5 separate regions of the Homo sapiens genome follow, and regions 1, 2, 3 and 5 are each linked to region 4. Evidence: chromatin contacts called from ENCODE Hi-C or POLR2A ChIA-PET data. All regions are on one chromosome and are shown on one strand. Each heading gives the region's core, a stretch centred on a gene start or an enhancer-like site at or near the end of the contact. The rest is flanking DNA. Distances are from core to core; before and after follow the strand shown.

What was found. Hi-C counts contacts between places; a loop is a spot of excess contacts on that map. ChIA-PET counts read pairs that join two places held with the same protein, here RNA polymerase II (POLR2A). Pooled maps may share reads with other maps.
Region 1: a loop to region 4 is called in a map of B cell, with 14 times the contacts of the local background. The contact joins the promoter of LRP8 here to the promoter of CC2D1B in region 4. A Hi-C loop is called at or near these places in 4 of 168 maps with a recorded cell type or tissue (B cell, CD8-positive, alpha-beta T cell and ascending aorta), 4 of 37 single-sample maps with no recorded cell type and 11 of 50 pooled maps.
Region 2: a map of B cell shows a loop between it and region 4 (32-fold over the local background). The contact joins the promoter of CPT2 here to the promoter of CC2D1B in region 4. A Hi-C loop is called at or near these places in 4 of 168 maps with a recorded cell type or tissue (B cell, ascending aorta and naive thymus-derived CD4-positive, alpha-beta T cell), 3 of 37 single-sample maps with no recorded cell type and 17 of 50 pooled maps. POLR2A ChIA-PET finds 5 or more read pairs at or near these places in 1 of 52 experiments (H1).
Region 3: a map of B cell shows a loop between it and region 4 (14-fold over the local background). The contact joins the promoter of EPS15-AS1 here to the promoter of CC2D1B in region 4. A Hi-C loop is called at or near these places in 3 of 168 maps with a recorded cell type or tissue (B cell, CD8-positive, alpha-beta T cell and naive thymus-derived CD4-positive, alpha-beta T cell) and 10 of 50 pooled maps. POLR2A ChIA-PET finds 5 or more read pairs at or near these places in 1 of 52 experiments (activated B cell).
Region 5: a loop to region 4 is called in a map of naive thymus-derived CD4-positive, alpha-beta T cell, with 7 times the contacts of the local background. The contact joins the promoter of OSBPL9 here to the promoter of CC2D1B in region 4. A Hi-C loop is called at or near these places in 1 of 168 maps with a recorded cell type or tissue (naive thymus-derived CD4-positive, alpha-beta T cell), 1 of 37 single-sample maps with no recorded cell type and 9 of 50 pooled maps.

What each region holds. Positions count from the first base shown.
Region 1 is chr1:53,326,820-53,331,297 of GRCh38, forward strand. It overlaps LRP8 (LDL receptor related protein 8), which reads right to left and starts at 1,251. Exons shown (of 19, transcript NM_004631.5): 1 at 970-1,251; 2 at 54-173. The coding sequence starts at 1,093. LRP8-DT (LRP8 divergent transcript) reads left to right here and starts at 1,414. Exons shown (of 3, transcript NR_131923.1): 1 at 1,414-1,556; 2 at 4,349-4,432. RefSeq lists silencers at 1-232, 748-917, 968-1,117, 1,188-1,387 and enhancers at 298-407, 1,458-1,687.
Region 2 is chr1:53,195,011-53,199,614 of GRCh38, forward strand. CPT2 (carnitine palmitoyltransferase 2) reads left to right here and starts at 1,814. Exons shown (of 5, transcript NM_000098.3): 1 at 1,814-2,085. The coding sequence starts at 1,934. RefSeq lists a silencer at 1,798-2,157.
Region 3 is chr1:51,515,015-51,519,521 of GRCh38, forward strand. EPS15-AS1 (EPS15 antisense RNA 1) reads left to right here and starts at 3,258. Exons shown (of 5, transcript NR_183651.1): 1 at 3,258-3,432. EPS15 (epidermal growth factor receptor pathway substrate 15) reads right to left here and starts at 4,252. Exons shown (of 25, transcript NM_001981.3): 1 at 4,185-4,252. The coding sequence starts at 4,217. It also overlaps a transcript of OSBPL9 not described here. RefSeq lists an enhancer at 3,507-4,435 and silencers at 3,666-4,135, 4,286-4,475.
Region 4 is chr1:52,364,790-52,369,000 of GRCh38, forward strand. It overlaps CC2D1B (coiled-coil and C2 domain containing 1B), which reads right to left and starts at 1,416. Exons shown (of 25, transcript NM_001330585.2): 1 at 1,280-1,416. It also overlaps the pseudogene PLA2G12AP1. RefSeq lists silencers at 1,016-1,125, 1,166-1,795, 3,778-3,877, 3,938-4,017 and an enhancer at 3,608-3,657.
Region 5 is chr1:51,614,499-51,618,877 of GRCh38, forward strand. OSBPL9 (oxysterol binding protein like 9) reads left to right here and starts at 2,594. Exons shown (of 24, transcript NM_024586.6): 1 at 2,594-2,723. The coding sequence starts at 2,613. It overlaps LOC105378719 (a long non-coding RNA gene), which reads right to left. Exons shown (of 3, transcript XR_947339.4): 2 at 2,169-2,212. RefSeq lists enhancers at 2,291-3,199, 3,200-4,107.

The DNA.
Region 1 (4,478 bases), core at 1-2,500, 960 kb after region 4:
CCCCACCGTTCCTTTTCTCTCCCCGGGTCTGAGCTCCCTGGCCCGCCACTCACGGCAGTCGTCCTCGTCGCTGTGGTCTAAGCAGTCATCGTCCTCGTCGCATCTCCACACAGAGGGGATGCAGCGCTCGTTCCGGCACTGGAATTGGTCCTTTTCGCAATCCTTGGCCGGCCCTGCGAGGGGGAGGGAGCGTGAGCTGGATCAGCGGACTCGGCCCCACTCCCCACCATGCAGTCCGGGCCACCCGGAAGGACCCGCTGGGGAGGAGGAAAGGGGGCGATTATGGAGACCCCGGGGGCTTCAGGCACACTCCATCCAAAGGGAGGGCACGATGGCAGGGGTTCCGTGGATGTCGGGCCGCTCGGTGGCACGGCGAGACCAGGCACCTACTTAAAGTGTCACACGACCTGGGTATACCCTCCATTCAGACGCACTCACCCGCACACGCGACCCATAGTCAGAGATCTGCTCAGATACAGCCCATAGGGAGTCCCCGCGCCCGCGCGCCAGGCGCAGTGGGAGCCGCAGGCACATCACCCTGGCAGGCAGCCCCCTCTCTCTCCGCCGCGCGCAGGGGTCTGCGGAAACGCATTGTCAAGCGGAGAAGCCGCCCGGCTCTGCTCATTACCGCCGCGGAGCGCGCGTGTCAAATAAACCCCAACGGCGAGAATCACACAGCTCATCCGGAACCATGAATGGCCGCCCCTCCGGCAAAGTTCCCCGCTGGCCAAGCCCCCCTGCACCCCTCCCCCAAGATCCGCTGCCCAGAGGGCAGAGCCCTCAACACCGAGGCCCGCGGGGGCGGGGGGCCGAGGGCAAATTCAGGAATAGCCGCTTCGCGTGGAGCCTGTCCGCCCGGGAGCCCCCGATAGCCCCGGGTTCTGGACCCCTCCCCGCTCCGGCCTCCCGGCCGCGCTTTGTTGGTGGCTAGGGCGGAGCAGAGCCGAGTCAGAGACCGGCTGCACGCACCTTGGCCGCCGAGCAGCGGATCAGCCGCTGCCGCCGCAAGATGCTGGAGCTGCAGCAGCAGCAGCAGCAGCAGCAGCAGCAGCAGCGCCAGAAGCCGGAGAGGGCCCGGCTCGGGGAGGCCCATGGCGGGCCCGGGGCTCCGGCCGCCGCGCCCCGCGCTCCCCGCGCCGCCGCCGCCGCGTCTCAGCCCTCCGAGTCCTTGCCGCGGCGCCGGGGTTGCCGCTGCCCCCGCCGCCGCCGCCGCCGCCGCTGCCGCCCGCCCCGGCTCCTCGGCTGCATTTCAAGCAGGTTCGGTGACGCTCGGCGGCGGGGCGGGCTCAGGCTGGGCGCGCGGCCCCGGCCCTGGGCGGCCGCCGCCAGCGCGCGCGCTCCCTCCCGCTGCCGCCTCCGCCCCACGCTCCCCCTGCCGCCGCCTCCTCGCCCTCCTCCCTCCTGTCTTTCGTCCACTCTTCTCTCAGCGGGCGCTCCACGGCCCTGCTCTGGGCTCGCCTGAGTGCTGGGCTCTGCAGACGCAGGGATGGGCCAGGCGAGCCCCTCACCACGGAGGTAGCAGGTCCAGAGGAAGCAGCAGAGGCTTCCTGGAGGAGGTGACAGGCGGATCAGAGGCTGAGGGATGTCTAGGAGTGAGCCTGGGCGGGAGGGGAAATGATGTTACAGGACGAACAGGCCTGTGCAGTGTGCGCGTGGGGCGGGGGAGGGAGGGATAGGGGTGAGATCCCAAGATGTGGATGAGCAGGGAGAAGCTGGGGGCGCAGGGCTGGACCCCTGCACCTGTCATGGGCTCCGGCTGGGATATTATAAATCCCTGTGGCTGGTTTGGTTTCCGTGCCATGTGCATCTGTGCATGTTGCACGCTCATGTGATCATGGGGACGTGAGGCAGGTGGATTGGGCCTGGTGCACAGACTATTCATCGTCGTTAAGTACGCTCCAGGCCCCTAGTCAGAGGGGCAACCAGGGGGGGCCCGCAGGGAAGACAAGGAATCCTCGCTGTGATGGAGAAAGACGAGGTCTGTGGGGCGGGCCGGGCGGGGGGGAAGGGGAGGGCACGGAAGGGATGCCATCCCTGCCGCTAGGGGCCGCGCACCTAGGCCCGCGCTGTCCGCCCCTGCTGTCTTCTGCAGGAAGGAGAAGGCACCTCTTCCTCTGGAGGGCTGCAGCCCGCCTCACCCACACTGGGGAGAATGGGTGCGGAGAGCGAGCTGGGATTCGATTTCAGCCTCAGACTTGTGAGCCGGGTCCAACCCACACAACCTTCTTTAGAGAATGAGATTCCAGGGCATTGGCCACTCAAAACAACCGGCCTGCAGGTGCCAAGAGCCAGTGTTAGGTCCACCCTCCCTCCCCTCTTGCCCCTTCACCTCCCTCGCGGATGGGCAGGTGCTGTTAGCCCTTGGCCTGGAAACCACCCTGTCTCCTCAGCAGCCTCCTGAGCCGTAGTCCCCCAAAGGGCAGCCCAGCGGCAATATCTGTGGCCACCCCACCAGAAAGGGACTTAGATCCCCAGAGAGCCCGGCACGGTGCTCCTGCCATCATCACCCCTCCTGTCCCTTGTTCATTCAGTCATTCAGCAAGCATTTCAGGCCCTGTTCTGTGCCAACCCTGTGCTGGGCCTGCGGGTACCAAGGTGAATCAGGCATGGTGCCAGCCCCGGAGAGGTCCCTGACCTGTGGGGAGACAGACCATTAGCACACAGACAACGAAATGCAGGCGTCCTTTCACCTATATGTGCCAAACGCCCTTCAAGGCTCAAGGATACAGTGGAAACAGATAAGGTTCCTCCCTGCTCTCCTGCAGTTATGTCTTAGTTGGAAGAGATACACACAAAAGCAGGAAAACAAAAGATTATTTCAGGTCATCATAACTTCTATGGAAAAAACAAAACAGACCCAGGTGAGAGCAATGGGGGTAACTGTAGAGGTGATCAGGCAAGGCCTCACAGAGGAGGTGACATTTCACTGAATGGCAAGATGGATCCTGACCCATGAAGATCAGGCGGAAGGGCATTCTTGGCAAAGGGAATGGCAATCAAGGTGGGCCGGGGCCTGATGACAGGGAAGGAGTGGGTGCCTCAGGTGAGGCTGGAGGGAGTTGGCAAGGCCCTGATCACCAGGGCTTTGTAGGCCACAGCTGGGAGTTTGGATTCTGTGTCAAGCACAATGGTGCCTGGGACTGTGGGATAAAGATAGAAGCCCGTCTTGCTGCCCAAACTGACCTATCCAACTCAGTCCCTCCTCCTCCTCCACTCTGTGGTCTTAGGAAAGTCAATCCTATCTCCCAGTCTCACTTTCTTATCTGGGAAATGGAAGAGATAAGGAATTTCTGAGGTTCATTCCAACTGTAAGATTAGTATGTGGGCCGAAGTCTAGAGGCAGCAGATGAAGAAAAGAAAAGAAAGGAAAAGAGGCCGGGCGTGGTGGCTCGCACCTGTAATCCCAGCACTTTGGGAGGCCGAGGCGGGCGGATCATGAGGTCAGGAGATTGAGACCATCCTGGCTAACACGGTGAAACCCTGTCTCTACTAAAATACAAAAAATTAGCCGGGCATGGTGTCGGGCACCTGTAGTCCCAGCTACTCAGGAAGCTGAGGCAAGAGAATGGCGTGAACCCGGGAGGCGGAGGTTGCAGTGAGCCGAGATCGCGCCACTGCACTCCAGCCTGGGCCACAGGACCAGACTCTGTCTCAAAAAAAAAAAAAGAAAGAAAGAAAAAGAAAGAAAGGAAGGAAGGAAGGAAGGAAGGAAGGAAGGAAAAAAGAGAGAAATGGAGAGCATGGGCCTGTGGGTGAGACTGCCTGGGTCTGAGTCTGTTCCTTCCCTTTCTAGTTATGTGAACTTGGGCAACTCAATCTCTGTGGCTCTAAATGTGAAAAATGAGAAAGGTGATAGTACTCACCTCACAGCATTGTGGTGAGGATATGAGATGAGATTGTGTACGCACAGCATACAGTATATAGTAGCTGCATGAGAAATGTTAGTTATTGTTACTATTATTCAAACATAATTCCCTGTTCACAAAACCCTGATGGCTTTCCAATACCCAGAATCAAGACTGAGCCCAGGCATCCCCCGACCTCCCCAAGGGAGAAGGATGCCAGTTGCCAAAGTGGGCAAATCCTTGTCTCTCAACAGTCCCCTCAGCAGAGGTCCTTCTGGCTCCTCTCAGCCTCCACCCACTTTGGGCCACTTCCCCGGGCTCCTGCAGTCCCTGGGCTTCCCTTTGCCGCAGCCCTGACCACCCTGTGTTGCCACAGTCTGCTTATGCAACTGTCTCCCTCGTCACTCTGTGAGCTGCTGGAGGACAGGAGCCCGCTCTCCTGCATTCCTGGATTCTTGGCACAGGGCACATTTGACCAATGCTTGTTTCTGCCTTTATTGAAGGATTTGTACCCCTAGGAGGACTATGTCTTCCTCATCTTTGTCTTCAGAGGATAAATACAAGGCCTGACACATAACAAGCATGAGGTAAGTTATATTTACTTGAAAAAGTTAAAAGAAAACCACATAAAAT
Region 2 (4,604 bases), core at 564-3,063, 830 kb after region 4:
CACCCCTGGCATAGAGTATTTTGGGGTGACATGATGGGAGCTGGAGAAGTAGGTAGGGGTCAGAATTCAGAAGGCCTTGGACACCAGCCTAAAGGCTTAGAGTTGCTCCCATTGGCCATGCACTCACCAAAGGTGTTCACGTCCCTCTTTTGGCTGTTAGATTGGATGGGCTCAATCTTTTGGCCCTCTGTCTCTAGAATAGAGCCGCTGCTTTTCTACTGGGCCCACTATTTCTTCCTGGTCCTCTGATCCCCTTAGCACTACACAGATCTCGATATTTGCCTCGGGTATCAAGGCTCTGAAAATGATCAGGATTTAGAGGAGATGGCTCATTTTCAGAAAGAGTTTTATATTCTCCCTCTGGCCTTATACACTACAGGCAAATGGCACCGATGTTTTGGAGTTGGGCCAGTTGGGCCTTTTCTCCCCTCAAGAGAGGAGGATTCGATATTCAGTGTTTCTGAATTTCATGCTTAGTTCTTAAGCCATTTCCCATTTGCCCTAAGAAATAAGAGCTGGCAGCAAGCTGCGCTGTTTTTTTCTAAACGGGAAATGGGTTAAGCATTTGTGATCACCACTGAATGAGTGCCAGAGCTGGTTAGTGATCTTCCTGTTCAATCCGAGGTCACCTAACTAGATAACAAAGAGCTGAAACTAAAAGTCCGGTCTCCTGACTCCCAATCCAGTACTCTTTCTGGTGTGCTCCAGCTTCTGGCTCTGCTTAGCCAATTATGGAACAGACAGAATGTACTTGGCTGCCCCAAACGGCTAAAGGGCAGTTCTGTTCCCAAAATGGAATTCTGTTGTGCCTCAAGCTAGGCAGCATAATTGTGTGTCTTTTGGTAACTCCCTGTCTTCTTCTGTAAAATGGGAGTAGAGCCTACTTAATCCTGCAGCTACTTCTAAGATCAGGGATTGGGGCGTGGTGGGCTGTTCTGCAGCTGTTTTGTGATGGATGAGGGATGATAGATCTATGTTCAAGTAGCGGAATCTTAGAGTCAGGAGTTGGAAGGAATCTTGGAGGTGGTCTGTGGTGACAGGAAGCCTCTTCCAATAGACTGAACACGGAAGACTTCCTAGAGCCGGAGGACAAGGGTTTCTTTCCTCTTAGCAGTGAGCTTCTTGTTTTTGGAAATGCTCAAGCCAAGAATGGATGTTCAGGCAGAGGGGATTCCGCTCGGAAGGGGCTTTCTGCACTGAAGTGGTGGCCAGCGGGAAACTCCAGGTTTCCAACTCCTGCACAAATCCTTTCTAATATCCATCCACTCAGGTGAGCTGGCAGGGCAGTAGCTGTGCAGGGTTCAGGGTCATTATATGTCAATGACCTTCAGCACGGATTACTAACAACAGTAACATCCGTTACCGTTTACTGCTTTCCTATTAAGCACCATGCACTGTGCATAACATGTTATCTTTATCTCATATCTAGAATTTTGGGAGGTACTTTGAATCATTACGATCTATCTACTTCTTAGGTGAGGAAATAGAGGTTTAAAATTTAGTCCACAGTCTCGCAAGGATGGAGCCTGGATCAAATTTTGGGTTATCAGATTCCAATCACGTTTCTTAGCTTTTCTTTTTTTTTTCCAACTCCAGTTTCTGTCTTGCTCCAAAAAAGGGGAAGGAGCGGCTGCGGCGCTCGGTTTCCCGCCTCCTAGGGAAGGGAAGGGAGACGAGCAGCGCGGAGGCTGGGGCCCCCTTCCGGGCGGGGCCTACTAGTGGGCGGGGCCTGTCAGTGAGCGGCCCCTGCCCGGAAGGAGCCAGTCCGGGGCGGAGCCGATGGCCTTACAGGGGCCGGAAGTGGCCTGCGGGCGGAGAAGTGCCTCAGGAGTCCTGACGCAGTGTCTTGGGCGCTAACGGCGGCGGCGGCCTTGTGTTTAGACTCCAGAACTCCCCACTTGCCGCGTTCTCGCCGCCGCAGGCTCCCGGGACGATGGTGCCCCGCCTGCTGCTGCGCGCCTGGCCCCGGGGCCCCGCGGTTGGTCCGGGAGCCCCCAGTCGGCCCCTCAGCGCCGGCTCCGGGCCCGGCCAGTACCTGCAGCGCAGCATCGTGCCCACCATGCACTACCAGGACAGCCTGCCCAGGTGAGCCTGGCCTCCGGGTCCCCGCCGCCCGCCGCCGTCCCAGGATCGGCCCCAACCTGACTGCAGTCACTCATGACTCCTCTAGTGAACCCGTTTCCGCCCCCAAGCCCCTACCATGGAGGCTGCCACAGCCCCTAATCTGGAAGTCTTGGGACTTTTCACAATCTCCTAGCACAGGAACCTCAGAACCCTCAAATTCTCTTCCAGAACCCCTCGATGCTATCTCAGATTCTCCATCTTGAACGCTTCTCAGATTCCCTCTCCTTTAACCTAACTTCCAGCCAGCTATCCTGAGTCCTCTTCTCCCTGAAAAATGCCAGACCTGCATATTTCCAGCGCCGCTGTAATCCCTCGACTATGGTGTCTCCTGAAGTACTTTAATGACTGCCTCACATTCCTACCCGGAATATGGGTAGGCTGATTCCTAATACATCATGGTTACCATTCCTTAACTTCTCCCAGCACCGCCTTCACCCCTGTCACTCAGGACCCTCAGCCCCACCTCCCATTTCTCCAGTACTCTGTTCTTTCACCCCCCATGAGCCCCCACAAGCACAGCCCTGAAGTGTTCACCCTTGTCCTCAACTGACCCTCCCCCATGTTTTTAAATCTTTAATCTCCTAAATCCAGTGTTCACCCGGAAACCTTTCACTCTCTCCAAGCCCTCCTCAACAGGTTCCTCCCCTCAAAATATCCTTCCTCACCCACAGTACCCCTTGTAAGTGCAGCTCACCCTCACAGAATTCTAGACACCACCCTCAGTACCCCATCCACACTCCATCATACTCAGATCCAGGGTCCACCCAAATTTCTCTTCTCCTCCTCACCACTGGCTACCCTGCCTTCGAAACACTTCACCCAGAATCGACTTCCCCTCTGAAAAGAGCCCTAGTAAATCCTCTTCCCCTTCCCTCCCCCAGTACTTTCTTAAATCCAGCTTCCAGTTCTTCCAGCCTTCGAACTCCGCTTTCGTCTGAGTTGCCAGATCTCCTTCTTCAATATTAGAAATTTTCTTCACCCTCTAAACCAAACCTAAACTAACTTCTAACTTACTGAGTGAGTAACTCAGTTCCTGGAGCCAAGTTCAAAATTTGTCTCAAAGACCCTTCTCACCTTATTTCTCACCAAACTGCCCTCAGGGATTCCCCACACTCCAAGAGCTAGAGGCCAGGCTTCTTCCCCATGTGTGGAACATTGTGTCACAGGCCTCACCCGAGCTGCTGGGTTGTTTTTCTCTGCATCTGGGACCACTTAACCCAACGTCATCACTACATACCCTCACCCTCTCAGGAGGATCGAGTGATTCTTGTGAAATTACATTTTGTGCAAACATCTAAGACATGAAAATGAGATTATCTACACGTGGCAGGAGGGAGGAAGAAAAAGGGGCTTTGTGCCTGTGGCATAAGCCTGGTACATGCTTCCACCCTGTCAACCTGTGTGTATGAGCTGAGCCAGTATATGGGTGAAAGGTGAGGACTGACAGAACCTGTCTTCACTTGCCAAGTTCAGAGTCAGATGGTCACTGACTTTCAGGCAGGCCTGGGCCCCACCCAGGTTTAAGATCAGAGGGATTTTCTGCACTTTAGAATTGGAAAGCTGGAAAGAATATTCAAGATTATTTATTCCAACCCCATCCATAGCACAGTCTGTAGGAATCTGGAGGTACCAATTCAAACTCCAGTTCAAATAGTACCACTAGTCACCTACGCATAACCTTAAGCAACCAACCTCCCCCAGACCTCCATTACCTTATTTGTAAATTGGGAGTTAGATGAGAGATGAGATTCCTTCTGTCGCTCAGATTCTAGACTGGTAAAATGTATAATCTTTCACACTCACTCATTGATGTCACACTTGGTGAAAAGCCCTGACTTTGAGGTCTGGTAGAATGTAGTTGCAGATTCTGGATCTGCAAGTCTTTAGCTATAATTTGGGGCAATTCTGTTCACTTCATTGAGCCACAGTTTTATTTTGGTTTTTTTGAGACAGTCTCGCTCTGTTGCCCAGGCTGGAGTGCAGTGGCCCTATCTCGGCTCACTGCAACTTCTGCCTCCCGGGTTCAAAGGATCCTCCCGCCTCAGCCTCCCAAGTAGCTGGGATTACAAGCATGTGCCACCACACCCAGCTAATTTTTGTATTTTTAGTAGAGATGGAGTTTCACCATGTTGGCCAGGCTGGTCTCAATCTCCTGACCTCAAGTGATCTGCTCTTGGCCTCCCATCTGGGACCACAGGCATGCACCATCATGCCTGGCTGATTTTTTGTATCTTTTATAGAGACAGGGTTTCGCCATGTTGCCCAGGCTGGTCTTGAACTCCTGGACTCGAGCAATCTGCCTGCCTCGGCCTCCCAAAGTGCTGGGATTACAGGTGTGAACCACCGTGCCCAGCTTCACTCCAGAAATTTTTAAGTAGGACTTTTTTAAATCAAATTGCCATTGTCTCTAATCTAGAATTTTGTTTAAAAGGAAGAAGGTAAACTTTCATGAATATTCCTACTGTAATAAAACTAAATCT
Region 3 (4,507 bases), core at 2,008-4,507, 850 kb before region 4:
AGACTACTAAGATGATATGTTTATTAGCACTTGTACTGCGTACTTGTTTAAAAAATGAAACTGAAAATAAACACTACAAACTGTGAAATTATGGGAGATGTTTTCCTCTAATTTCCAAGTTTTCTGTAATACAGTTATATCACTCTTGTAATTTAACAAAAAAAGCATTAGAACTGTTGTTATACCATTTATATACTAGGATTTTTAAAATTAAGTCCCTACTTAAGGGCTTTTTTATTACTTTAAAAAAAAAAAAGAATCTGACAACATAGTGAGTGAGTCCCTGTCTCTACAAAAAAATTTTAAAAATTAGCTGGGCATGGCGATGCACACTTGTAGTCCCAGCTACTCAGGAGGCTGAAATGGGAGGATCCCTTGAGCCCACAAGGTTGAGGATGCAGTGAGCCTGATCATGCCACTGTACTCCAACATGGGTGACAGAGTGTGATCCTGTCTCAAAACAAAACAAAAAAAAAAAAAAATTCTTGCTAAACTAAAGCAAGAAAACCAGTATAAAGCTGAATTGCTAAAAGACTATTTTAAATATTCAAATCCTATCTCAGTAAAATAAAACCTTTATCATCAATAGCACTAACTTTGAACACACAATTGTATCATCCAAGATATTATCAAAGGCACTAGAGATTCAGAGGCAAAAACCATGGCTTATATCCTCAAGAGGCTTACTACTTAAGACAATGGCATATGCCGAAAAAAAAGAACAAAAAATGTAAGGGAGCGTTGGATAGGCCAAGCATCTAGTACATAGAGAAGAACAGTGAAATAGCTTTTGAAGTCCTACAGACCTTGGTTCAAATCGTAGATTCACCACTTACTAGCTTACTTACTAGCTTCTCTAATTTGTAAAACATATCGTTAGATTCTAAGTGTAGTAAAATTCCTGGCATATAGTAATTCCCAAAGGGAAGTTAACAGTATTATTATTATTAGGGATATGGGCGTTAGGGAGTAAAACTGACTATTGGAAACTTTTTTTTTTTAAGTATTACATGCTTTTTTTCTAATCTACCAACAGAAGCAAAAATCAAGATCTTTCTCCCTCAGGTTTTACTTCTCATTGACAAGAAGTAAACAGAACACCTAGTAAAGACAACTGAATTAGAAAACATTTAAGGCTGTAAAGCACTAAAGAACCCAGAGAAAGTCCACTAGGTCTATAAATCATAGAACACTGTCTATAAAACAGGATCTTAAAAGTTGGAAAGGTCCTTAGATCAGCTAATTCAAACTCCTCTAGCAGAAATAAGTTCCAGGTTTTGTCTCCAAGGTCAAAGAATTGTTAACTATTTTTGTTCATGAGTATATATATCCTCAGTACCTAGAGTAATTCCTAGCACATACTGAATGCTCAGCAAATGTTTGTTGAGTCTCTTTTAAAGTTAAGAAAACTGAGGCCTGGATATTTAACCCAAACCCATACAGTTAGCTGTGGCCAAAGCAGAACTGGAACTAACATTTTGGTACTCTAGCATTCTATCATCTCTAGAAGCTAGACTATAATAATTTAGATAATTTATTTTGGTGGCTGGGGAGTTGAAGGGTTGGTTGGCAAGCTTGGAAAAAGGAAGGAAGGCATAAGCTAAAACATTTTTCACATTTTTTCCCCAAACTCAGTTTTGCTTAATTGGTAAAGGCAAGAAATTATAAACACGATAATCCCAGTACAATGTCTAGTACATAATAGGTACTATAAAAATATTTGCTGAATGAAAATCATCAACATATGAACAGAAGCAGAAATTAACTTGAGCATGTTTAATCTCCATAACTGTTATAGAACCCTTTAGAGCTTTCAGTCATTCCTACAACAGTTATTAATTACTTTCTTCCAGATAGGTACCATGGGAGAAAGATGGATTAAAAGATGTCCCTGCCCTGAATGAGCTCTCACTTGAGTATGCCTATGTCTAAATGTGTGTGCTGGGAGAGTGGGCAGGGTGGGGGGAACAGAGGATGACAAACGGGTCAGTAATGAATGTGAAACCAGGCTGCATTGTTATCTTAGTGTATTGGGCTCAGGCAGTTATAAAAAAATTAAATTAAATTTAAAAACCACAAATCTGCAAAGTTTTGAAGTAACAAGGAGGCACATTAGGGTATACTAGCAACTGGAAATGTTATTTTTTCGTGTGCCTTCGTAATCCCTCTTATTGCCTCTTCATGTTTTAAAATCAGAATATTCTGAATTTACTTATTTGAATTATCAATAAAAATTAACCACCAATGTATATTATCTCATATGTGAGGCACTGAAGGATAATAGCTACTACTGATTCCGTACTTACTGTGTACACATTAATACCTAAATATATAACCCAAGAACATATGTAAATTTTTTAAATGGCTATAAAACTGACAGAGCTTGAAGCAATTCTCCAGAGATGAATGATGTAAATAGAAGCTAAAAACATGGTATTACCCAGGGAGAGAATAAAGTATGCACACAACTGAGAAGCAATTTTACGGAAGTCTTTAAGAGCACAAAATCTTCAAGGGAAAACTCCTGCCAGAATTGGCCAACAGAGCCAGAAAACAACAGCCTGCCAACAGGGATCTTGTTTAATGCAAGTCACTAACTAGACTCACAGAAAGTGAATACCTAAAAGTCAGTGCTGTAGTTGTTCAAATTTGAGTTTTGGGAGGACCCTTCCAAACATACATAACCAAGACTAAACCACCACATTCCATGTTAAAGGGTTCTCTGCTTGTCAGAACAGGACAACCACCACCACCATCAAAAAAACTGGGAAATAGACTTTCCTTATGACACTTAGAATTCCTGCAAACACGGGTTAGTTATTTTACATGAAGCATGTACGTGACTCCTGGTTTCTGAGAAAACATTTTTTTCTCTCTATCCTACAGTGCTAGGCAAAGCACCCCAAAGCCTCTTGATTTTAAACACAGAAAACTCCACTGCCGAAATGTTTGCCCTATCCCAGCGCTAAAGCCTTAGAAGCACCGACGAATCTAGGCCAAGGAGTACAAGATGGCAGTGAGATACCACAATGCAGGCAAGGAAGACGGGATGGGCCCCAATCGGGAAGCACGCGCCACCAGCTCTGGAGAGAACCGTCTGAGGAGACGCGGGGGAGAGTTTGGGTCACAGGAGCAGGAAGGAACTGGCAGGTGTCTGTCACCTTATCATCCCGGACACCATGTTTACATTGTAATTGGCTTCTTTACAGAGAGGGAGGGACCAGGTTCCCAGTGTGAGTGATGTTTAGAGGTTTTCTGAGAAGCACAAGGACTGGACTTTGACAGGAAGCAACGAGGCAAGAGGGAAGCTCGAGAACAGGTTTTGCTGAGGATTCCCCCCAAGAAAAGTGCTCCCCGGGAGGCCGTTCCTGGCACCAAGACTGGCGGAGCCACCACACCCGTTAAAGGGATCCACCTGGACAGCGATCAGGCGTGAGCCCCCCGAGGGGAAGTTGAAGTGGAAGCAGACGTGGGTGGCAAAAGGCTGCATTGGGGGTCTGACCCAGAAGGAAACCTGATCAGGAGGGGGGAGAGGCTGAACGGAGGAAGGGGCCGGCAGAGTGGGTAGTTGAGTAGGATGAGACTTCTTTGGAGGCGAGGCTAACTACATTAAACTCTGGGAAGGGAGGGCTTCCGTCGGACCCTGGGAGAAAGGCAGGTCTGGAGAGGAAAGACTGGCTTGGGGGGCCTGCGCGTCCGGCTCTGGAAGGCAACTCCTACTGGGGGCGGCGCGCAGCCGGCCTGGCGGGCGAGCCTCGTGCGGCCCGGGGGTGCGGCCGGCCCGCGCGAGCTCAACAGGAGCTCACCTGGGATGCGTGCGGCCCTGTGGGAGGAAACTTCCTGGGTAGGTGAAAGCTGCCCCGCGGGAGCCGGCCCGGCACCGGCAGAGCGCGGCCGGGTCACAGTCCACTCGGCAGCGGCGCGGAGGGCGGCGAGGGCCGCGCGGGGCGGGGCAGGAGGCGCCCGACGACCCTGGGCGAGGTCGCGGCGGCCGCAGGGGGGCTCCGGCTCCGGAGGGCGCCCTCCCGCAGTCGCACCCGCTTTCCCTCACACACACCGGCCGCCCGGCCCACAAGCCAAGAAGCTGCCTGCTTGGCCCACAAGCCAAGAAGTCGGCGAAGCTGAGGGCGGTGGGGGAGGGGGCACCGGCCGGCCAAGCCCGGCGGACGGGCGTGTGGCGTTACCTGTGTCAGAGAGAGCTGGGCCGCCGCAGCCATGGTGTTTCCATCATGCAAGGGAGGGGAAGGAAGACGGGCTGACTGGGGCTCGGGGCGGGGAGGAGGCGGAGGGAGCGGCCGCAGGCGAGGCCGGGGCGGGCGGGCGGGCGTCTCCCCTAACTTCCACAACTTCCCTCCCCACGCCCGCCCCGCCCCGCCTGGCCCCGCCCGCCTGCCCGCCCGCCGGAGCCGGCCGCGGCGCCGCCCAAACCCTGGCGCCGGAGTCTCGGCCACCGGACCAGAGCCTGCCCCCGGGGCCGCCTTGGAAAACCCGGCGCGGACATAAAATT
Region 4 (4,211 bases), core at 166-2,665:
AGGCCATGGGAGGGATGGGGATCACCTGTTAATGGGTTTACTGAGGAATGTTCTGAACGGACTCAAATTTAAAAAGCACATTCAGGGAAGTACTCTAGGTTCAGGGTGGGTGGAAGGCTGGGTAGAATTCAGAAAGGCTCTAAAGCTGTGCTTATGGAAGCCACAGCTGGCTATTTAATTTTAAATTTCAATGAATTAAAATGAAATAAAGCTAAAAATCCAGTCCATCAGCCACAACAGACACATTCCAAGTGCTTAACAGCCATATGTGGTGAGGGGCTATGACCAGACAGCACACACACAGAACATTTTCATCATCCAAGGACATGTCATCAAAGTTCCATCTCACAGCTGAGCTCTGGAGAAAGCTGGCTCAGCATTCTGATTCCCATAAAGATCTCACAGTTATTCACAGGACCTCCTGTGTCAGACCTTGCGCTGGGCACTGGGAGCGCAGAAATGAACCTAAGACGGTCTCAGCCTTCAATGACCATTTACAGGGTGGAGGTGGACTACACGGGGTTGCCCCAGGGGCCATGGGTGCCCTGAGGTGACCCCTTCTTCAGCCCTGGGAGAAAAGGCTCCTCCTTCGAGGCGGTGACGCCTGAGCTGAGTCACGCAAAGAAGTTGGGGGAAAGAGGGAAATAGGATTCCAAGACGAGGGAACACTTGACGGCTCTGAAGTGGGGAGCAGCTTGGCCTGTACAATGGAACCTGAGGCCTGGTATGACTGGGGCATAAGCGGTGAGGCCTGAATGCACAAGCCGAGGTGGAAATGTGAGCAAGCGGCAGAATATGAAAACCTCTAAGCCGAAAAGCGTTTGGGCATTATTCTGAGGGCGCTGGGAAAGAAGTGGCGGGATCGTATCGGTGTTTCAGAAACCCCATTCTGGCACCAAAGGGGAGGTGCACAGAAGGTAGGGGGAAAAGGCAGGAAGCCGGCGCATCTCGCCACAGCGCTGGCGGGGAGACCAGCTGACGGGCGTGGAGGCGGCGGGGAGCGGGCGGAGGAGCTGGCGGGCGCTCCGGGGGACTCTGAGTGTCAGATTTCGGGAGTGACTCCGGCTCAGGTGAAAGCGAGGCCAGACACTCCAAGGCTGCGGCCCCGATGACACAGCCAGGCCTCACGGAAGGTGGGCAACGGAGTCCGTAGGGGGAGGCGACACGGGACCCCCACTCCCGCGCTGCGGGACGCGCCGCCCTGCCCCGCCCGCGCCGCCTCCATCTACCCCCGCGGTCCCCAGAACTCCCCACGCCGAGGGGCGGGGACGCGGCATACCTCGCGGTGAATCCGAGCCAAACCCCGGCCTTGTCTCACCCGGCACCGCCCTGGGCTCCCGCGGGCCCTGGGCCGCAGCGGTAGCGACAGGAAGCGCCAGCAGGGGAGGTGGCTCGCGCGCAACACGTGACCCCACTGGCCGGCGGCCGGCAGTGCGCATGTGCACGGCTACGCGGGCGGGGGGCTCCAACAGGTGACACCGGGGCGGGGTTCGCAGCGCGCAGGCGCGTTCGGGTAGGTAGCGCAGGACAGGAACTCTGGGCGGTTCCGCCGGGGCGTCCACCGGCCGGCTCCAATGAGGTCGCTGCGCCCAGCCCTCGCCCACTTGCAGCCTCTCCACCGAACCTCCTCCCTCACTCAGCCCGAGGCGCTGGGCGCTCGCTCGCTCGCTGGACCTACCCCGCCTCCAGCCCTCGCCCCGCCCCACCGAGCAAGAGGGCGGGGCCTACCCAAGCTCCGCCCTGGAAGAGAGACAGGGGCGGGGCTCACCTGCTTGTCCATGTCCTTTAAGCCTGGGGAAATGGAAATGGGGCCCACCATATGTTTCTTAATAATTCAGCACCTGAAAGTATCCTTTTCCGGTCCGTTGAAAACTTCAGACAGGCAGAGCTCGCTGCACATCTTAAATACTTTACAGAGTCTAACACTAAGTTCTCACTCGCCTACCCTGCTGTGCAATCAAATGGCATGGAGGATATTAAGGAGAGAAACGGAGTATACCCGTTTTCTGCCAAGCTTGTGTCAGTCACTTTTCATAATGGAGCTTATACCAGTTCTCAATCCTGCAAGATGGACATCATCTCTAGAAGAAACGGAGGCTCAGAGAGAATTATTTGCCCAGGGAAATACAAAACCAACCTCTTTAGCATCAGTAAATATGCTCTAGTCTAGTTTTCTAAGGAAAGCACGTTTCTCCCTGCGGCTTGCAGAGTCCAGTTAACAAGAGATTGAGCTCAGGAGTCCGAGACCAGCCTGGGCAACATGGCGAAACCCTGTCTCTACAAAAAATTACAAATATTAGCCGGGTGTGGTGGTGCGTGCCTGTAGTCCTACCTACTGAGAGGCCGAGGCAGGAGAATCGCTGTGGCCCCGGAGGTCCAAGCTGCAATGAGCTGTCAACTGCACTCCAACCCGGGTGACAAGGTGAGACCCTGTCTCAAACTAAAACAAACAAAAAAACCGAGAGCGGAGTAATGGGGAAGTGGCCAGATTCCCATCTAAAGTAACCACTTCGATTTTGGGGGGAAAGAGAACGGCTTAAAAGGAAAATTTGATATGGGAAGCATGCAAGAATTGTACAGAGTACAACGTCTGTGTGTCTTGTTCTGGTGGCTATCTTGGGTCCCAGCCTACCTGGAGCGTGGGCTGGTCTCATCTCCACAATGGCCCCGCTGTTGACTAGCCACCTTGAAGTAATCTTTGGAATTTTGCAGCTGTGTCTCCAGGCTTGGTTTGTCTGTCTCAAGATTAGCCCTTGGAACTTCTCAGAAGGCAGATAATTAAATACTAGCATACAGTAAGATAAATGTGAAGGGAGTATATACAGTGAGAAAGGGAGGGATATGGGGTCTATTTTACAGCTAAGGGAAAAGGCTTTTGCAGTTTGCTTCAAGGTTGTATCTTGAAACCCAAGAGAAAGGAAAAAAAGTTTTAAAATGTATTTTAAAGTTAAACTGCTGGATTAGTTTCTTCTGTCTAAAACATTGCCATCTCCTCTCCTGCCTATGCCTTGAACTTTTAAATTATGTTTTCTAGTTAGCGATCTCCCAGTTTACTTGGACAAAGGGCTTTTCCATCTCCTGATTGCTTACTTTTTTTCTTTTTTTTTTTTTTGAGACAGGATCTCATTCTGTCACCCAGGCTAGAGTGCAGTGGTGCGATCTCCACTCACTGCAACCTGCACCTCCCAGGCTCAAGCAATCCTCTCACCTCAGCCTCTTGAGTAGCTGGGACCACAGGCACGTGCCACCATGCCCAGCATTTTTTTTTTTTTTTTTGTAGAAACATGTTTTTGCTATGTGCCCAGGCTGATCTCAAACTCCTGAGCTCAGGGGATCAACCCACATCAGCCTCCCAAAGTGCTGGGATTACAGGCGTGAGCCACCATGCCCTGCCCATTACCATATTTAAATTGAGATTTCACATCCATATTTCTCATTCCTTTTAAAATTATTTAAAAATTTTTATAATGAAACATTTAAGATATAAACAAAGATACACAATATTTAACATTTACTAGAATGCAAGCTCCAGAAGGAGAAATTTTTTTATTGCTTCTCCAAGTGTCTCGTGTCTACAGCAGTGCATGGTACATAGTAGGCACTCAATAGTTCCTTGTTGTGTGAATTAACTACATGGACATCTATTACCAGTTTAAGGGAAAAAAAAAAGCAGGTGAGCGGGCGCGTCCCCGCGACCGCGCTGCCTCCCCGAGGCGGTTCACGTAAAGCCAGCGAGGCCCTGCCTGCCAGCCGGGAAGGAGGCGTGGTTATGGAGCTGGCGGCTGCAACCCCGGGGCCCGCGCCGCTGCCTAGCGCTTCCCGGGGGCTCTTTGGGGACGCGCCCCCCGCCGCGGCTCGGGGACCCGTAGAGCCCGGCGCTGCGCGGTTGGCCCTTCTCCCGCGCCCCGCGCTCACCCTCCTGCTCCTCCTCATGGCCGCTGTTATCAGGTGCCTGGAGCAGGCCTAGACCACCGACTGGAGGGCCACCCTGAAGACCATCCGGAACGGCGTTCATAAGATAGACACGTACCTGAACGCCGCCTTGGACCTCCTGGGAGGCGAGGACGGTCTCTGCCAGTATAAATGCAGTGACGGATCTAAGCCTTTCCCACGTTATGGTTATAAACCCTCCCCACCGAATGGATGTGGCTCTCCACTGTTTGGCGTTCATCTTAACATTGGTATCCCTTCCCTGACAAAGTGTTGCAACT
Region 5 (4,379 bases), core at 1,344-3,843, 750 kb before region 4:
CCCACTATGTTGCCCAGGCTGGTCCCAAACTCCTGGCCTGAAGCGATTCTCCCACCTCAACTTCCCAAAACATTGGGATTACAGGTGTCAGCCACCAAGCCCGGCCCACACCACATTTCTTTGGGAAAATTCTAAGAACTAATATTTATTTATTTATTTATTTATTTCTCCTGTTGCCTGTATAATTGCAGAATAAGAGCTAATATTAATTGAGTGCTTACTATCTACCAGGCTCTGTTCTAAGCTCTTTACCCATAGGAGCTCACTTAATCCTTGAAACAACCTTTGTAGACAGCTACTATTGTTACTCACATTTTAAAGAAGGGGACACCGAGGCACAGAGAAGTTAGCAAACTTGCCTAAGGCCATATAGCTACTAAGTGATGAATCTGGATATTAAAACCCTGGTACTATGGCACCAGGATCCACATTCTTAAGTACTAAGCTTTGAGCCTCTCCTCAACTAGAAGTAGAAACTCCGCCCAGCGCAATGGCTCACACCTGTAATCCCAACACTTTGGGAGGCCGAAGTGGGTGGATCACCTGAGGTCAGGAGTTTGAGACCAGCCTGGCCAACATGGTGAAACCTCGTCTCTACTAAAAATACAAAAGTTAGCCAGGCGAGCGCCTGTAATCCCAGCTACTTGGGAGGCTGCGGCAAGAGAATCTCTTGAACTTGGGAGGTGGAGGTTGCAGTGAGCCGAGATCGTGCCACTGCTCTCCAGCCTGGGCGATAAGAGTGAAACTCCATCTCAAAAAAACAAAACAAAACAAAACAAAACAAACAAAAAAAACAGAAACTCATTCATTTCTATACCATCTAACTACTGATCCACTGGCATCTGAACCCATACTCTCTGCTCTTCTTTCTTGTTACTTTGGATAAAGTATCTCTGCTAGTATCAAAAGTCAACCTTTGCACTTGGGCTTGGGGTCTCAGTCTTTTCCTTTCTTTCTTTTTTTGTATTTTATTCCAGTGTTTTGCCAACACAAAAAGAGGTCTCAATCTTATGAAGGGCTTCACTGCTGCTATTCTCTCTTTTCTCTAGGATGTCCCCAGTTTTTCCCTCTCTTGAAAATCAGCAAAGTAATATTCTCTAGTGTCTTCGATCTAAATAATAATTTTAAAAAAGGACAAAGAAAGCCCTTCCCTTGACCACACCTCCGTTTCCAGCTAGTGCCTCATCTTTTAGTTTCCTTTTTAGCTCTTTCTCTTGATATTTGCACGGCTGGCCTTTTCTTATCCTCCATATCTAAGTTTAAAGCCACTTCCTAAGAGGCCTGCCCTATAACCACCCCCTATAAATTAGCTACCCACTGACTTCCTATTAAAATAATTTATTAAATTATTTGCAGTGTTAATCAGTATTGGATATTTTTCTTGTTTACTTGTTTAGTGTTTGCTTTCACCACAGAATTTAAGCTCTGAGAGAGCTTATTCACTGCTGTATTCCCAGGACCTCCAACAGTGCCTAGATATAGTAGGTGGTCAATAAATCCTTTGGTTTTTTTTTTTTTTTTTTTTTTTTTGTGTGAGAGAGAATTTGGCTCTGTCACCCAGGCTGGAGTGCAGTGATGCAATCTCGGCTCCGAGGTTCAAGTGATTCTTGTGCCTCAGCTAGGACTACAGGGTGCGCCACCACGCCCAGATAATTTTTGTATGTTTAGTAGAGATGGGCTTTTACCATGTTGGCCAGGCTGGTCTCGAACGCCTGATCTCAAGTGATCTGCCTGCCTCGGCCACCCAAAGTGCTGGGATAACAGGTGCGAGCCACCGCGCCCAGCCAATAAATGCTTAAATTGCCCCTGTAGGCTGTTAGTGATCTATCCCTACTTCTTTGACCTTATCTCCCACCACTTTCTCCCTGGCTCACTGCTCCACGCACACTGACCTCCTTGTTGATCCCTCAAGATGCCACGCTCACTCCTAACATTTGGTCTTTGCATTTGCTATTCCTTCGTCTTGGAAGGCTCTTCCACCAGGCTCCCTCCTTCGCTTTCTTCAGGTCTTTGCTTAAAAGTTACCTTTTCACTCAGGCCTTCCCTGTTTGGGAATTTAAAATAGCAGTCCCAGCGCTCTCTCCTTCCTTGCTTATGTTTTTCTCCATAGCATTTATGATTTTTTAATGTACGATATAATTTACTATTTATTTTACCATTCCCCTCACCTGTCATGAAGGCTCTGTTGTATCCCCAATGTCTAGAAGAATGCCTAGCACAAAACAGCGAATATTTATTAAATGAATGGATTTGTGGAATGAATGCATAAATGAATATCAGATATGAAATCTTTTGGAAGTGGAAGGTATCATGGCCAGTAAAATTATTTATTAATATGTTCATAATCTTTTTTCTTTACTCTAATCCCATGACAGATTATAAATAATCTTAATAGCAGTATTCACGTTTGCATTCTCGCATCCGTGGCATGGAGTCCTACACACAATAGGCGCCCTAAGAAAGCGTGTTTGACTTGATCGCTGGAGCATCTGCCGGCACCGCCCAGGACCCGCCCAGGACCCGCCCCGCCCCCTGCGGCCCCGCCCCCCGCATGCTGAATGCCATATAGGCGAGTGACGTCAGGCCGTTTGTTGTCATTGGCGGCTCCCAAGATGGCGTCCATCATGGAAGGGCCGCTGAGCAAATGGACTAACGTGATGAAGGGCTGGCAGTACCGTTGGTTCGTGCTGGACTACAATGCAGGACTGCTCTCCTACTACACGGTGAGTCCTTGGAGGGCACAGCTCCAGGCGCCTCGGGGCCGCGTTTCCTGGGTGGAGGTGGGGGACCGGGGTTTTAGGTGGCTGAGTTGAGGTTGCTAGTCTGGGGGTGCCGCCGTACGCGAGGGTTCCCTTGTTGGGGAGGGTTTTACGTCTCGGATAGCCAATGAGGGTGAGGGAGAGAGGGGCGCAGCCAATAAATAGAAACTAGCTGTCTGATTTATGGGTTGGGGGTGAGCCAAGTTTCTTTCTTAGGGTCCGCTATTAAGCGGTAGTGGGGTCCAGCATGGTTGTGAGCGGGTAAGGGTGATCGTAGTCATGGCTTAAAAGGTCCAGTCTTGCGGTTCATGCTGTCTTCATATGTTGTCATGGACTTTACACTGTCCCACCAAGGCCCTGTAGCCGGCCGCACCCCTTAGCTTCCCTCCAGGGATTGAAGAGCTCTGCTTCCTCGGAGGAGTGGCCAGAGGAGCCGGGACAGGTCCAAAAGTGACCAGCCCTCGGGCAACACCAGGGGGTCCGAAATCCCTCCAGTCGGTTCAGGTTGTGTGTCTCATTCAAGGGACGCACCCCTCTATTTAGCGGGAGGCGAGCTCAAACGACGCCTTAACTTTTGAGAGCCAAGGATTTCCTACACGCGAGACTCTTGTCAGCGAAGAGAGACAAGTGATAGTGCAGTGTCCCCTTACAGTTACATTCTGGGTTCAGGGCTTCACTGTTGTTAACATGAGTTGGTGGCCGTGGAAAAGTAGATGAATTGCTGTGAATCTTACGTGGTTGTGTGTGTGTGTGTGTGTGTGTGTGTGGTTTTTTTTTTGAGACGGAGTCTCGCCCTGTTGCCCAGGCTGGCGTGCAATGGCATCATCTCGGCTCACTGCAACTTCTGCCTCTCGGGTTCAAGCGATTCTCCTGCCTCTGGCCTCCCTAGTAGCTGGGATCACAGGCATGCGCCACCACACCCTGCTAATTCTTGTATTTTTAGTAGAGACGGGGTTTCACCATGTTGGCCAGGCTGGTCTTGAACTCCTGACCTCAGGTGATCCACCCGCCTCGGCCTCCCAAAGTACTGGGATTACAGACGTGAGCCACCGCGTCCGGCCTTGAATCTTATGTTTTGACTATCCCCTCCACCCTCATCGCATTCGATATGGAGAGTAGGTGGTATTAGGGAGATAACTTACTTAGAAAGGTACTTTCTCTGAATGGTGTATAGTTGACGATAGCCGATATGAGGGAAGAAAATACATAAGAGGACAAAATAGAATGCCCAGAAAGCTTTAGAAAATAATAGAAGACAGAAAGAAAAACATGATTATGGAAGAAGGATTAAGGTTGATGAGAGAAAGGGGACACTGAATTTATTTGTTCATTTAAAAAATATTATTGAGCTGCTATGTGCGTTTTCATGCCAGCAAGAATAGACAGTAAAAAAGACATTCACTGTTCCTCTTCTCTGGAGCTTATATACTAGCTTGGTGAGTCCTTTAATTCATTTCACTCCTAATAACTCTGCAAGGTGGTTATTCATTATCTCCATTTAATATCCCCAGTTACAGTTTTGAAATCTGAGGCTCCAGGCTTTTAAAGCAATTTGCTCAACATCACATAGCACTAAGTGATGGAATCAGGATGCCAAATTATTGACTTTTTCTACTAAAC